2 separate regions of the Homo sapiens genome follow, and region 1 is linked to region 2. A link is an interaction called in ENCODE POLR2A ChIA-PET data of the cell type or tissue named here. Cell type or tissue: endothelial cell of umbilical vein. All regions are shown on one strand. Links, peaks and the distances in the headings refer to the core of each region. The heading gives the core; the rest is flanking DNA.

The links. ChIA-PET counts read pairs that join two places held together with the same protein. Peaks named below come from ENCODE experiments on the same cell type or tissue, not always from the same donor. Only the 100,000 strongest peaks of a DNase experiment are listed, where the experiment ranks them.
Region 1: POLR2A ChIA-PET joins it to region 2 with 11 read pairs; 4 of 35 experiments call an interaction of 5 or more read pairs at or near these places.

The regions. Positions count from the first base shown.
Region 1 is chr7:134,924,089-134,931,761 of GRCh38, forward strand. It overlaps CALD1 (caldesmon 1), which reads left to right. Exons shown (of 15, transcript NM_033138.4): 4 at 4,666-4,812. Among named protein-coding and RNA genes, the nearest start is that of AGBL3, 59 kb to the right of the region's middle. In endothelial cell of umbilical vein, for the core only: no CTCF peak of the experiment used is centred there; no DNase peak of the experiment used is centred there.
Region 2 is chr7:134,781,762-134,789,434 of GRCh38, forward strand. The region is part of intron 1 of CALD1 (caldesmon 1); the gene reads left to right. The region is part of intron 1 of LOC124901750 (a long non-coding RNA gene); the gene reads right to left. Among named protein-coding and RNA genes, the nearest start is that of CALD1, 6.0 kb to the left of the region's middle. RefSeq lists an enhancer at 2,861-3,361. In endothelial cell of umbilical vein, for the core only: no CTCF peak of the experiment used is centred there; a DNase peak (open chromatin) is centred at 3,140.

The sequences.
Region 1 (7,673 bases), core at 3,803-6,302, 140 kb after region 2:
GCTAACATGTTAAAAATAGTCATAAACAAGGTAAATTAAAGAAATGGTTTGTGAAATGATATGTATGACATAACCCTATTTTATTAAAAACAAAAATGTCTGTGCATGCACAGGAAAATGGTAGAATATATCACATACTCATCATGTTCAAATCTGGGTTTGCATGATTCTCGGGAGTGGCTTTTACTTTCTCCTTTATATATTTTGAATTGTTTGGTTTTAAAAAAAATTTATGTGTGCGTTGCTTTTAAAATCCAAAAGAATGAACAATTCAGGGTACTTTTTTTTCAATTTCGGAAGAAAAAATAATAAACCTGTGGTGTTAGTAGGATGGGAAGCTCACCATGAGGGAGAGGCCTAAAAGCTAAGAAATGACTGTTTGCTTTGCTTGCCTAACGCTAATGTAGGGAGCCTCAGAGTTGAAGAATTTTCACCCCTATCAAGTCATTTGGCATGGACACAATTTTACCTATAAAGTCAACTGATATGTTCTTGAACCAGCAACTGGACATGTTATGATTGAAAATGCCATGAAACCATTTTAGCTCTTTTTTTGTTCTTAACTTTGTAAATAATTTTAATATGTTTCTTTATTAGTAGTCATAAAAAGATCCATAGATATTTTGCCCCGTGATATCGTTAGGCTTTGTGTCCCTACCCAAATCTCATCTTGAATTGTACTCCCCGTAATCTCCATGTGTCAAGAGAGAGACCAGGTGGAGGTAACTGAATCATGGGTGCAGTTTCCCCCGTGCTATTCTCATGACAGTGAGTTCTCACGAGATCTGATGGTTTTATAAGGGGGGGCTCTTCCTCCTTCACTTGGCGCTTCTTCCTGCCACCTAGTGAAGAAGGTGCCTTGCTTCCCCTTCACCTTCTGCCATAATTGTAAGTTTCCTGAGGCCTCACCAGCCATGCTGAACTGTGAATCAATTAAACCTCTTTCCTTTATAAGTTACCCAGTCTCGGGCAGTTCTTTATAGCAGTGTGAAACGGACTAATACACTCTAGTAGCTGTGTATCCTAGAAAATGGGCTCCCAATGGAGAATGATTGCCTATAAACTTTAAGCTGTACCAAGCAAGAAGAGGTAGAAGAGATAGTGGAGATGATCGGTTGTTCAGGTTGCTCCACTGAGAAATCAAAGATGAAGAGAGGTTACATGTGATGTGGCCTACGTGGCAAATCTAGTTCATGTCAGAGCTAACAGCCAGCAATATCCAGCCATGAAGCCCAGTGGGTAGGTGAAAAGAGAAAGATGGTAAGTTCTGAAAATAGTGGGAAATTAAGGACTTAAGGTTATATTCCATTAAGGGGACGGAGGAGTTTTGCTTTTAGGATAGGTGTATAAGTTCGTTCTTGCACTGCCGTAAAGAACTGCCCAAGATGGGTAATTTATAAAGAAAAGAGGTTTAACTGACTCACTCATAGCTGGGGAGGCCTCAGGAAACTTACAATCATGGAGGAAGGGGAAGCAGGCACCTTCTTTACAAAGCAGCAGAAGAGAGAAGAGTGAGCGAAGGAGGAACTTGCCAAACACTTATAAAAACCTTGAGAGAATTCACTCACTGTCACGAGCACAGCATGAGGGAACCACCCCCATGATCCAGTCAGCTCCCACCACATTCCTTCCTCAACACCTGACACGGGGGATTACAATGCAAGATGAGATTTGGGTGGGGACACAAAGCCTAACCCTATCAATAGGGATGTCCCATACGGAGTTTTATGCCTCTTGCTTGTCTTGGAAGAAGAAGGCCCCAAGTAACAGTCATGACCTCATGGCTGATCCAGAGATGTAGAAAAGCAAATTGAGACTTCCTGTTTGATTAGTTTAGGAAGCAGTTATTAAGGATTGATTCTCCCTGTTGCGGTTAAAGCTGTCTACCAAGAAATAAGCCAAAGGAACATTAGGCCAAGAATCTGAAGGGTGAAGCCAAACCACTGGGAAGGGCTTTCTACTTCAACTACAATGTGATTGAATTAGAAAGGAACATTCGAATCCTGTCATGTCACCTCAAATTCAACAAGTCTAAAATTGAACTCATTTTTCCTCACGAAGCGGCTCCTTAACTGAACTTTCCTAATAACAGGAAGACACTGCAGTGTAGAATGCTTTGCCACAACATATCTATCTATTATTTCATTTGATTGTCACACACAAGAAAATTTAACTCTAAAATTTAACTTTAAATTTAACTTTAAAAGGTTAATCAAAGGGCTGCAAATTAGTAAGAGACCAATTCTAAAACCCAAGTTTTCTGAATCCTAATCTAGTCATCCATTATCAACTATATCACATTGCCCCCCCATATTTGTGAAATAAACCAGCCCATTTTATAGAATTACTAAGTGACATTTTATTTGTATTGGCTTTTGAGGATTGCACATGAGCAGATTTTAGTAAATATGAAGTCAGATTTTCTCAAGTAGCAAAGAAGAAACCAACCAACCTTCGGAATCATTAATCCTGTTTTTTATGAGATACCTCAGTGAAAAAACATTCATAGCATTCTTATTATTGAAGTCAAAAGATGACACAGATGAAATAAAGTACTGACTCTAAGCCTAAAAATGCCTAACTTACAACTCTAACATGAGCAAACCATCATCAGTTATATTAGGTTAATATATGGTATAAGTAGTATGGTTCTACTGTTTTGTTTTAATTTGCAAATTATTTTGGCTTTGCAATGATATAAGAATTATAAGCCTGTTCTAGAGAAGTACCATGCAACATTGTACCTATAGTTAACAATATGGTTAACAATTTTAACAATTTAAAGTGTATTGTACACTTTAAAATATGCCAACAGGGTGGATTTCATGTTAAGTGTTCTTACCACAGTTTTAAAAAGAATTATTAGCATGAAATGTTTACATATCTGGGTTTCTATTTTGTAGATATGTAAGTAACATTGTAATAAAAACACTGTAACTCTCCAATACAAAAAGCAGCTTCCTACACAATGCAGCCCCATACCCATACCCAACCCATTGACCCATCAAGCCAGCACCCATCCTTTCTTGGCACTCTGTATCTCAGTACACATTCTACCTTCAAAAACAGCTAAGTCAAACGTGTCAAAATAGCTATTTCCTCTTGAGTTTGAGCATCTGCAGTTGCCCAGCCCCAATTCTTTATTTGGAAATAAGTATTAGGAGAAACATATCTAGCATAGTGATATTGATTTGTAATTTCCTCAAATAGACATTCACTTTAGATGACTACAAAAGCTAAATAGAGCTCAGGAGCTCGAGACCATCCTGGGCAACATAATGAAACACCATCTCTTAAAAAAAAAAATACAAAAGTTAGCTGGGTGTGGTGGTGTGCACCCATAGTCCCAGCTACTCAGGAGGCTGAGGTGGGACAATTGCTTGAGCCTGGGAGGTCAAGGCTGCAGTGAGCTGTGATCACACCACTGCATTCTGGCCTGGGTGACAGAGTTAGACTGTGTCTCAAAAAAAAAAAAAAAAAAAAAAAAAGCTAAATAATATATACACATGTGAAGTCCTCTGTGTCTCTTCTGCCTTCTTCAGCTCATAGACATCTATCTAAATACACACCTGTGGGCCATTGTGATGTGCCCAGCATGTGGGTGGTATGATACTAAGGCACATTTTAGAGCAAAAGAGGGGGGCCTTAAAGGGAGCTGCCACCCCTTCAAAATGCACTGACTCTGAAGCATCCTACCAATTGTCAGTAACACCTTCTCTCGCCAGGGAAAAGGAACTGGAGGGAAAAACAAAATCCAAGCAAAGAAGATATCCTACTCCCAATTTTAATAATATTTATTATTTAATATAATATTTAATTTTAATAATATGTATTATTTAATAATATTTATTATAATATAATATTTATTATAATTATTAAATAATTTTAATAATTTTGGCTTATTAGCACCAAAGTCCCGGTTGGTAGTGTAACTTGATTCTTTTCTGATCTTCGTGACAGTGTCTACACAAATAACTCATGCAACATGCTGTATCTTTTGAAGTAAGCATTTTGTTTATTTTTGGTTCAATACTTTGGGTCCCTTCTTCTAAATCTTACAAGGCCAGGCCCGGTGGCTCACGCCTGTAATCCCAGCACTTTGGGAGGCCGAGGCGGGCGGATCATGAGGTCAGGAGTTGGAGACCAGCCTGGCCAGCTTGGCAAAACCCCATCTCTACTAAAATACAAAAATTAGCTGGGCATGGTGGCATGTGCCTGTAATCCCAGCTGCTCGGGAGGCTGAGGTAGGAGAATCACTTGATCCCAGGAGGTGGAGGTGGCAGTGAGCCGAGATTGTGCTGCTGCACTCCAGCCCGGGTGACAGTGCAAGACTGGGTCTCAAAAAAAAAAAAAAAAAAAAAAAAAAAACTAACCCACAGTTTCCAAAGGCAACTTGCTTTTGTGCAGAATGTTTTAGTTTAAGTTGTTATTTGGTCATTGTAAATTATCTTCTGTAGCTATTGGATTCATGTTTTTCAAATAGTTAAAAGTTTGAAAGCTAGCTGACTAGGTCGCTAAACTTAAGGAACTGAACCATCCTTTTAGACGTATGTGGTTCATTAAGCAGTGAAGTTCAGAAAAGGGCTCAGGGCTGTTCCTGCCAAGAGGTTGGTGAAGACACGTGGCAAGTGGCACGCTCAAGAGGTTGTCTTTGTAATGTTGCAGAATCGCCTACCAGAGGAATGACGATGATGAAGAGGAGGCAGCCCGGGAACGGCGCCGCCGAGCCCGACAGGAACGGCTGCGGCAGAAGCAGGAGGAAGAATCCTTGGGACAGGTGACCGACCAGGTGGAGGTGAATGCCCAGAACAGGTACTGTCCTCTTTGGGACGGGGAGTTTCTAACTTGCGTCTTAGCCTGTCCGTTGAATGGAATTTGTTGAGCAGAGCATTCCTTTCTCAGCCCAACTCAACCCTTTTTCAATCTAACTGGTTTAATTATTTTGCAGTCATTTTAGGCAACTAATCTGATTAGACAGGCAATCTGATTTAGACACTAGGACACACTATTCTATTTCTCTCCACCCCGTTCCCATCTCATAAACATACCCCAGTTGAAGGCTTTTATTTCATTTCACAATCTAGCATTTGTTTAATTTAATAAGTATGGTGTGCTATATCTTAAAAATAAGTATGGTCTATTTTTTCTGTTTAATTCTTTCTTTAAATTTCAATAGTTTTGGGGGAACAGGTGGGGTTTTGGTTACACAGATAAGTTCTTTAATGGTGATTTCTGATATTTTGGTGCACTCGTCACCCGAGCAGTACACACCACGCCCAATGCGCAGTATTTTCCCCCTCACACCCTCCTACCTTTCTCCCCGAGTCCCCAGTGTCCATTATATCACTTTTCTACCTTTGCATCCTCATAGCTTAGCTCCCACTTGTAAGTGAGAACATTTGATATTTGGTTTTCCATTCCTGAGTTACTTCACTTCAAATAATGGTCTCCAACTCCATCCAGGTTGCGGTGAATTCCATTATTGTGTTCCTTTTTATGGCTGAATAGTATTCCATGGTGTGTGTATATATACGTGTGTGTGTGTGTGTGTGTGTGTGTATATATATATATATATATATATACACCACATTTTCTTTACCCACTGCTTGGTTGATGGGCATTTAAGCTGCTTCCATATTTTTGCAATTGCAAATTGTGCTTCTATAAACATGCGTGTACCAGTATATTTTGCATATAATGACTTCTTTTCCCCTGGGTAGATACCCAGTAGTGGGACTGCTGGATCAAATGTTAGTTCTACTTTTAGTTCTTTAAGGAATCTATACTGTTTTCTGGTAGGTTATATCTTTAAATAAGGAAAAGTATTTACATTTATTCTGTAGGGTGTTGCTATCTGTTTTGAACTGAAGATATGTTAGTTTAGTAGAGTCCTCCATGGCTACCATTAATAGGTAACACGTGAATTTTTAAAGTGGGCATGAATTGCAGATGTCTTCTTTTTTCTAATATACAGCCTGAATCAATAGTCTCTGATCATTATAATATTCAACAAGATACAGAATTCCGCTTAATTTAATGTGATTATTCAAACACACTTAATGAGTTTGCTATTACGTATTTTCTCACTCGGGCCCTGGTTGAAATCAGGGAACTTGAGAATGCCTAATAGGTTCAACTTCTTCAAAGAGGGCTTTTGCAGCAGAAATAAGGTCACATGGTTCATTATGCTAATGGTTAGTATATGTCATTTATATTGTCATTTATGTGCCCCAAGGTCTAAAAAAGATGAGGATATTTGAGGAGGAAAATGGAGAAAATAATTTTAATTTAAAACCATGGACTGATTATAATGGTTACACTATATAAGATCTCACATGTGGTTTTGGTTTTAGTTTGTTTTGTTTAATTCAGTCTATTTAGAAAATTCTAAAGGGAATGGGTCCTGGCCTCCTTAACCCAAGTTTGAGAGGCTGTATTAGAAGGTTTCAGAAAGCAGTCTTGAAAATGTTGGCCGGTAGCACAATATTGTTTACCCTTTCCCTCAATAAGTAGCTTCTAATTGGGGAGTAGGTATAGCAAAGGGGAAATAGGTATAATTTCTAGGGTTCACTAATTGACTTTGACTCCCAATTTGACCTTTCACTAACTGTATTTCTTCAGTTAAATGGAAATAAAAATTATACCTTTCTCCAAAAAATGCTGCTAAACTTAAACTATGTAACAATACATGTAAAATGCAGTGTCTTACACATAGTAAGCACTCAATAAATTTTCACTGTTACCAGATTCTTAACACGGGAGGGCAACGTAGTCATTCACTGCCTTTTCCATTTTCAAGCTGAGAGAGAAATAATAGAAAGAGTTTTAAAAATGGCATTTTGATGCCTTTCCTGAATCTTGTTATTAATGAGTGGTCAACAGGAGCTTTAAAAATTACTGGTGATCTGTAGTTTTCTTGCTTTTAAAATCTTGCTTTTCCTTGTGCTTCTCTTCGGATATTTGGCTGTTATTCATTATTTCATGCTATTAATTGAAATCAAATTCTTTTTTTTTTTAGAAAATCATATTGAGGTCTGAGAATGTGTGATTTATCTCTGACATATTAGTTAGCCACAAGAAGAATAAGTCTTCTTGGGGCTAAACAACTCTAACTGGCATTTGATATCTACTGATAATTGTGGTCATGATTTATAAATAGGCAAAGAAATGTTCAATACAGTTTGTTGGTTTCTTAGCATAAGAGTACTTTAATCTGGCTAGCACTTTGGAATTTTGGTGCCTTTTAAAAATTATTAGAATTCAATTGATCCAAATGGCCCCTCTATAGACTTCCCCTTAAATTATAAATTTTTTGCATTTGTAGGGACATTTAATCCTTATATGTCTAATTTCATGGAGGCAATATCCTGAAGCAAAAGTAAAGGCCAAGAAAGTTTTAAAGCTAGTTTTTACTCTGCCATTTTCATTGTTAAATATGAAATGTGTTTTTTCCAAAATTAAGTGAATTTGAACGTTGAAAGGGCCAAGTTTGGTCTGAACTATGAAATTTGATGGAGTTTCTAAACATTGCAAGACAAATTCTTCCAACTCTGGTCACAGTTCTGGTATCACATGACTGGTTGTTTCCTGCAAATAGAAACCAACACCCTGGCTTGGACAGTGTCCAGCATCCTGCAGTAGTGAGGGAGGTGATGGACAACAGTTTAACTTTT
Region 2 (7,673 bases), core at 2,192-4,691:
GTGTAATTTAAATCATTCCAGTCAAAAGATTGCCTTAAGTAAATACACAATTCTTATATTAAAGTTAGGAGAAGGAGAACCAGGCTCAAACTGCAGTTTAAAGGATTTTAAATGAGATACATGAAAGCATTTCCTGACAGTAAGGCAACTGCCTTATTATGAGAATCATTAACAATTCTAATTGGCTCCTGTGACTGGCCTGAGAATCTCCTTGTCTTAGGTAGATAGAATAAGTTGATCTTATGGCCAGCCATGTAAAGGTCCAGAATCTAGCCCAGGTATTCTCTGTTCTGATAAATAAAATGCACCTCAGCAGGCATTTTTGTAGAAACACATGTAATTGTCTCCATTTGCCATTTTCTTGATAGCATGATTACCAGTTAGTCATTCCTTAGCAAGACGCAAAAGTGATTCAGAGATGGGCATGAAAAGAGATTTGCTAGTTCCCCATTTGCCTGTAGTCTATCACATGTCTCAGAAATGTGGTCGGGGGACAGGAAAAATGCTGATAGAGTGGTATGCAAATAGCATGGTAGGACTAAGGAGGAGGTTAGAAAGATGCTGCCAAAGAATTTTCAGACTTCAAAAGGGCGTTTTCTGCGTTAAGTTCTCTTAGGGCCTGAGAAGATACCATTAGCTCCTTACTGAAAGTCCTTCATCTGTCAGGCTAATCCAAGTTTGCTATTGGAGAGATGCCCATAAGTCCTGAGTAGATGGGTAGTTTAAAGAGAAACTTTTGGCACAGGCTTAACTTATGAGAACCACTACAACATCTCAGTTCTAGTATTGGTTCCTCTGCTTAAGTAACCCTGACCTTTTTGAGGAAATCATCAGCTTTTGACTTCATCTGTTGAGTGAAGAACGGACATTGGTAATGCTTCTCCGATGTCCCACAGTGGTTAAGACGTCCAAATGAGATGAAGCTGTTTGCTCCCTCTTCCCTGCAGATTCTATACCCTGAACTGCCTATCATTTGAGTCCTCTGGACATTATGCTCATCTTGGCTGGTATCCTCCACTTCTTACCTAGTATCCCTAATGATCTCTTCCTTTCTCGTATTTAAGGACCCTTGAGTGATATCTTCTCGCTCCTGGTTATTTCTAGAGCCCTGAGCCGTGTCCAGTGAATACTGGTCTATCCCAATGTTGTCTGAATTTTTACTTTGATGATCACAGACTAAGAGGACACAAATATAAGGAAGTGGAATAAGATGGGCCATCAGTGGTACAAGGCACCAGGAAATCCAAAGATCCACTTGAGCATAAGACCAGTGAGAAAGTGCTGACAACAGAAAGCCCTTAAGTAATTGAGGCAGCTTCTCTGCCTCCAGCCAAAAGCATGGAATGAACCCCGGAACGTCATGCCTGGGCCTTGTAGGAAGGGCAAGGAAGGCAGGAACACCTGGCTGTGGTTCCTGTTGGTATTGAAACCAGACTGCTCCACGGAGCTCGCCTCTCACCTCTTTGCTTCTGTCTTTAGTGCTCCCAGCTGTAACCGACCCTAGTTGCATCCCTAACTTCCTTACCCCCAGGCCTCCACCTGTAACCTCTTCCCCAGCTCCCCCATCCCTGTACCGGATAGGGAGCTTTCTTGATCCAACATTGACAATTTGCAGGGGCCAGCTCTAAGATGAGGCCCAGAGTACAGCAGAACACTCTAGCACAGATAGGTTCTAGCTAGGGAAAGCCACTTGCACAGACAGAGGAGATGTCAGAGCATGTTTTGTGGTAAGGACCCACTCTGCTTCTCACCCCAAACTCATAATTGGCAGGCTGTGGGTAAGGCTATGGGAGCGGGGTCGGGGGGAAACTATGACCTGGGCTGTGAGGGAGGGGTGATGAGGTTGTTCCCTGTGTTGTTCTTCCCTGTGTTGTTGCTATGGAAACCTTTGAGAATCTGATAAAAACTGTGAACCCTTAAGGTCCCTTTGTAAACCCACGCTTCATGATTGACAGGTAAGAGACCTTTGAGCTGGGGCATGTAAGATGGGGAGTGGGGTCAGATCTGGATTCCCATAGAAGACAAGGGTGGATGGGATCAGAACATGAGTGGAGGTGTCCATGATCTGGAAGGAAGAAAAGAGGGGGTAAATACACAGATATATAGGTGGAGATTGCGTCATATGACCTCCATTTCAAAGAAAAAGAGGTCATTTCCAGAAAAGAAGCAATTTTCTATGGGGAGCTCGTGGGGGCTAGAGAAATCCAGGAATGGCTGCTATTAAGTGTACGTAAAAAGAACACCCAGAAGTTAATAAAAGGCTTGCTAAGCAGCAGTAAGGGAATAGTTGAAGGAAAATACATTTTTAAAAGATTTTAGTATATCGGGCACTCATTTTAGTACATGGCTTTTCTTTGAAAATATATGTATATGTATAAATGATGTATAACTTGAAGATAAATTGCTTTTTGATGGTATCCTGAGGCTTCTGGCATTGTTTTGTGAATACTCCATGAAAGCACTTGACTAAAAGGGAATAATCTCACTTGGAGAGAAACATATTAAGCAGGAATATATAATTAGTTCCTCTGACACCCACATATAACATTCCCCCTCGCTTGTCTCAAGATACATTGCTGGGGAACCAGGCTGACTTCACCTTGTGCTGAAGACCAGAAGGACCAAGGCAAAGTGCCCAAGAGGGCCAAGGACCAGTTGGCATCAAAGATATTAGTTCCACTGGGGTCAGGAGGACCAGTCTAAGCCAGAATGGATATCAGTTACAAAAATGGGCTAAGTTGTGCATGACAGCCAGGTGAGTAAAGAAGAAACAGCAAAAATCAGAAGTCAGGCAGAGCTTAGTGAAGTAGTGTATGGATGAATAAGGTGAAGTCTGGGAGAGCACATGGCCCAGTGTTAGGAAGAAATAGACCTCTATGTGAGCAAACTTTGGTAGCTCAAGTAAAGGGCCAGGATTGTAAGACACAGATTAACGAACGGATGAAATCACAGGGATATCCAAGAGCAGAAGCCCAAATAGGACCAGGGCCCAAAGAGAGTAGAGTTAGAGTCAAGGTGGGTGAGAGGATCCCAGCCGCGGTCCATGGATATTTACTCCATCCCTTTCCACTAGTGTGACTCAGCTCAGCGCACGTGTCTGCCTCTTTCTGTTGTTCTATCAACTGGAAAATTTCTTCTGTGTTTCCAGGTCCAGTCCTGAGAGAGGAGATCTGATTGGTTCAGTCAAAGACTATTGTCTTTGGCAAATCCTTTAGTAGGAGGAGGACATCAAAGGCACAGGCGCGCCTAAGGATGAATTACTCTAATCCAGGCAGTGGTCACCCCTGGGCAAAGAAGAGCTCAATGGGTAATTTTAGTTAGAAGAGAAATTGAGCATGGAAGGCAAATTAGCTGAAATGTCCAACAGCTCTCAATGGGAATCATTTGAATTTTGAGGTGAATAAACTCCTAGAGAGGCAAACACCCAATGAATGATCACACAGTTCTTGATGATCACTGTGACCCACTGAGCCAGTGTTAAGGGAGATTAATCTAGAAGTTTGCACCACTGGTAACTGAAAGGATAAGAATCATCCATCTCAGAAAGATTTTGGGAAAAAACATTCTGGATATTATTGTTGGCAAGAAACTTCATATGAATCTTCCATGTGATATGGCTCCCTTCAAATGAAAGCAGTCTTGAAGATTTAATATGTAATCATTTAACAATTTTAATAAATAAAAACAAGCACAACTCAATGTAAACCACAGTACATAATAAGGTGAATGCATAAAAGCTGGTGTACTCTTAATCACTGGAAGTTTCAGATCTAAGCAATATTTGCTATGTAATTTTTAATCCATTGAGCACCCATCATGGTGTTTGTCAAGTGGACTAAAATATCCCCTGAGTTCTGCATAGTTCGGATCCCATTTGGGAACTTGTGCTCTGTTCTGGGCTCATTTTTCTGAAAGGCATGGATACATATGCATTCTAGGGTTAGCATCAAAGGCTGGAGGGAGTCAGGAGGCAAAACATATGCTGAACCGATAAGGGATCTAGAGCTGTTTATCCCAAAGAAAAGAAAATGAGGCCACATAAATATCTTCTAATATTTGGGGTACTTTTATATGAACATGGGAGAAGGCATTTGTGTTTCTCAAGGCAGCAGAACAGAACTGAATATATAAATTCATAGAATTTTTAAGCTGGGCAAGACCTTAGGAGCTCATTCAGCCCAAGGAGTACATATAACTTTTCATCTGTATGCCAGCTCCAACCAATTGGCATGTTAAGAAGGATTCTGAGGATGAATCTAAGCTCAGAGGGGAGGGGAAAATGTGGTCACTGATAGTGATATCTGTTGTGGAAGAGAAGGGCCATATCTACTCAAGTACCATGTTTTAGTCTTCATTAATGTGGTCTGTAGGTTTTTAACCTCTGGGTGGTGGATCCCTGGGAGGCCACAAAGTCATTGCAAGAGGTAAACAAATCTGTATATGCAGCAAGTGCTTTTGGCAAGCTACTCTGAGTAAATAATATATCTTACATCATATGTGCTACTATTTTTCTAATTCTATACATACATTATAATGATAAAATGCTAATTTATTTAAAAGAGTTATTGAATTCATAGTAGCTTTTAAGTTTGTGTTTTTGTGTTTTATTAATGAGTGGACTTAAAACATATAATTATATTATGTGTGGGAAGGTTGGGACAGGAAATTTGGGATCTTAAGTAGAAATTCTTTTTAAAATATGAACCAGTGATCTATTTTTTATTCTCCAAAGCCTAGCCACACCAAGTAAAATTATGTATGTATTTGTAGGTTTCTTCGATTAATGTCTGCCCTGTCTTATTGGTCTGTCAGATATATAAGGACAGGAACCTCTATTTTTTTTTCATTCGTATATACCCAGTGCGTGGCACACGGCAGAATCTCAATAAATATTTGTTGAATGAAATAACAAACCAAGTGACTTGACCAAAGTCATCCAGTTAATTAGTGGTAAGATAGTTCCAAAACACACAGCTCCTAAGTTCCAAGCAGTTAACCTTTTCAATATACCACATTACTTCCCCTGATAGTAAGAGAGCATGTTTTAACAGTTAGCAAATTTAGGTTATACAATGCTGCCCAATCTGCCTATATACCCATGCATCTTAACCAGTATCTTAATCAGAATCAACTGTAGAGCTTTTTGAAAATACACATCCCTGAGACCTATCCTCTAGAGATTCTGATTCGGTAGGTCTAGAAGGGGGTCCAGGCATCTGTAGTTTGTAAAAGTTCCCTGGTGACTCTGATAAAACATCCTGGCTCAGAAACAGTTCTGTGCACCTATCGTTAAAATAATTGATAGTAGATGTATGTAGTTACTTATTCCTCAGAAGCCTATTTCTTTAGTTTTGAATAATTTCTTTCTAAAAATTATAGTTGCATATGCCAAATAATCCGTTTGGCCAGAAGAGCAAAACCTTTAGTTTTGCTTTTTTTTCAGTTTAAGCACAAAGTTATCAACCCTGTAAGGTCAAATTTTTCTGATGAGATTTCCAGTGTTTGCTTTTGTAAAGGACTGGAAATGTGGCAAGAATAAAATTTCTCATGGTATTTCCCACTTCCTTTTCCAGCCATCATTACTAAGGGAAATTTAGGCTTAGGGGGAGGGGTGAATCTAGGAGAAAAAAAATTTTAAGTATTTCTGTTCTTAGGAGGTTTTGAGCAGATATTTCGCTTCCTAGGAAAAGCTGAAGATGTTTTTCTCTGTTTCCACTTTGTGGTGAGGATGCACAAATCCTGAAGAGGGGAGAAGCTTCCTCCACCTCCACCCTCACCCCTACATCTTCTCTAGGGCAGGAGTCATCACAGCCCCTGGTTTAGATGCTTCCCTGGGTGGCCCTTTTGAAAGTATGTGGACCCTAAGAGACAGGAGACTTTGAGTGCATGGATGGGGGATAATTTGCTTTTGCAGAAGGACAGAAAATTTATCTCTAGGTTCTTCCTTTATTCGGCAGTTAGGAATTACATCCTCTGTATTGCACAGAAGAATCTACCATATTCAGAGCACTGAGTACATGGATTATATTCACTAAAGATTGGAGAGCCAAAAGTTTCTCTGCAAGAGTGACCTGATCTAGTAAGAATGTCAAAATTGTTACTATATTTGTACCCATGCTCTTCGGTTTAGAGGGCAGGTGCTTCCGTGTGTACATAGAAGCAGAGCTTGTTGGAGAAGAGGAGCTAAAAAGGAATTAGATTAGAATCCACCTCTGTACAATGGCACCATCTGGACTCAGTCTCCTTCATCTCTAACACTGTCCCCACTTTCTCTGCACCCCAAACTCATACTGGCTCCCAAAAGCTCATTGTTAAACTTTCGAGAATTTTGAGAGCCAGTTGTAAAACACAGCCATTATAAAAACTAAATCATATAAACTTACAATTAAACACATTATATGAAGAGCCAAGATAATAAATACTCAAAACTCTTCCTAATTATTTTGCTATGTTTCACTATTATCTATTCTCTTGAGGTTAGTTACATCTATTGTGGCTATATGGTGGAAATACTGTATAAAATGCTGTGCAACTGAGCTTCTCCTCCCAATTCTTCATTCAGTGATGTCATATTCAGAACTTGAAATTGACCATGATGGAAGTAATTACACCACAGAAATCAGCCCATGCTACAAAGCAGACTCCCCTCCCCTCACCCAAGAACTTGTTGCTAAACATTGACTAGCACATCACTGACCCTAAGGGATGCGGTGGTAAAATTAGCCTCTGCATTGGAGAGCCAAGCGGAATACCTCTGTGGTTCAGTTACATGCATATTCATAATGTATGCTTATGATTGCATATTTGTTTGTTTGCTTGCTTATTTATTTCTCATGCTCCTAGAACATAAGCTCTATGAAAGTAGAGACTTTGTTTGGCTTTTTCAGTGCTGTGATTTGAACCTAAAAATGTGCTGTGTCCTGCACATAGTATTAATAAATGAGTTAAATGAGTGAAAGAAATAAATGTCAGGCTGGTAGTGGTAGCTCGTGCCTGTAGTCCCAGCACTTTGGGTGGCCAAGGCAGGCAGATTGCTTAAGGGCAGGAGTTTGAGACTAGCCTGAGCAAAATGGTGAAACACTGCCTCTACAAAAAATACAAAAATTAGCCGGCCATGGTGGTGTGCATCTGTAGTCCCAGCTACTTGGGAGGCTGAGGTGGGAGGATCACATGAGCTTGGGAGGTCGAAGCTGCAGTGAGCTGAGATTGTACCACTGCACTCCACCCTGGGTGACACAGTGAGACCCTGTCTCAGAAAAAAACAAAAAGTAAAAAAAAAAAAAAAAAAAAGTCTACAATTTCTACTTTAAAAATACCTGAAGCCAGTGTTCATGTTGGAGCTCATTGATTCCTCATGAATTGTATCATTGTTCAGTGTTTAGAACAGTGCCTGGCACATGCTAAGTAGCATGTAGATTTTTATTAGGTAAAAATAAAATAAGTTATCTTCATAACAGCTAATTTTACAGATGAAGAAACTGAGTTACGATTAGATTAAGTAATATAGCTAAGGTCCCACAGCTAGTAAGTAGCTGGGTCAGGATCTAAACCCGGGATAATCTGGAGGCACTGCCCACCTTCTTTACCACTGTGCTATGCTGCCTCTTGCTAGTTACTCCACGTCACTGAGACTCCTCTTTTGTATGTGGCTCTAGAAAGAATTGAGATCTATT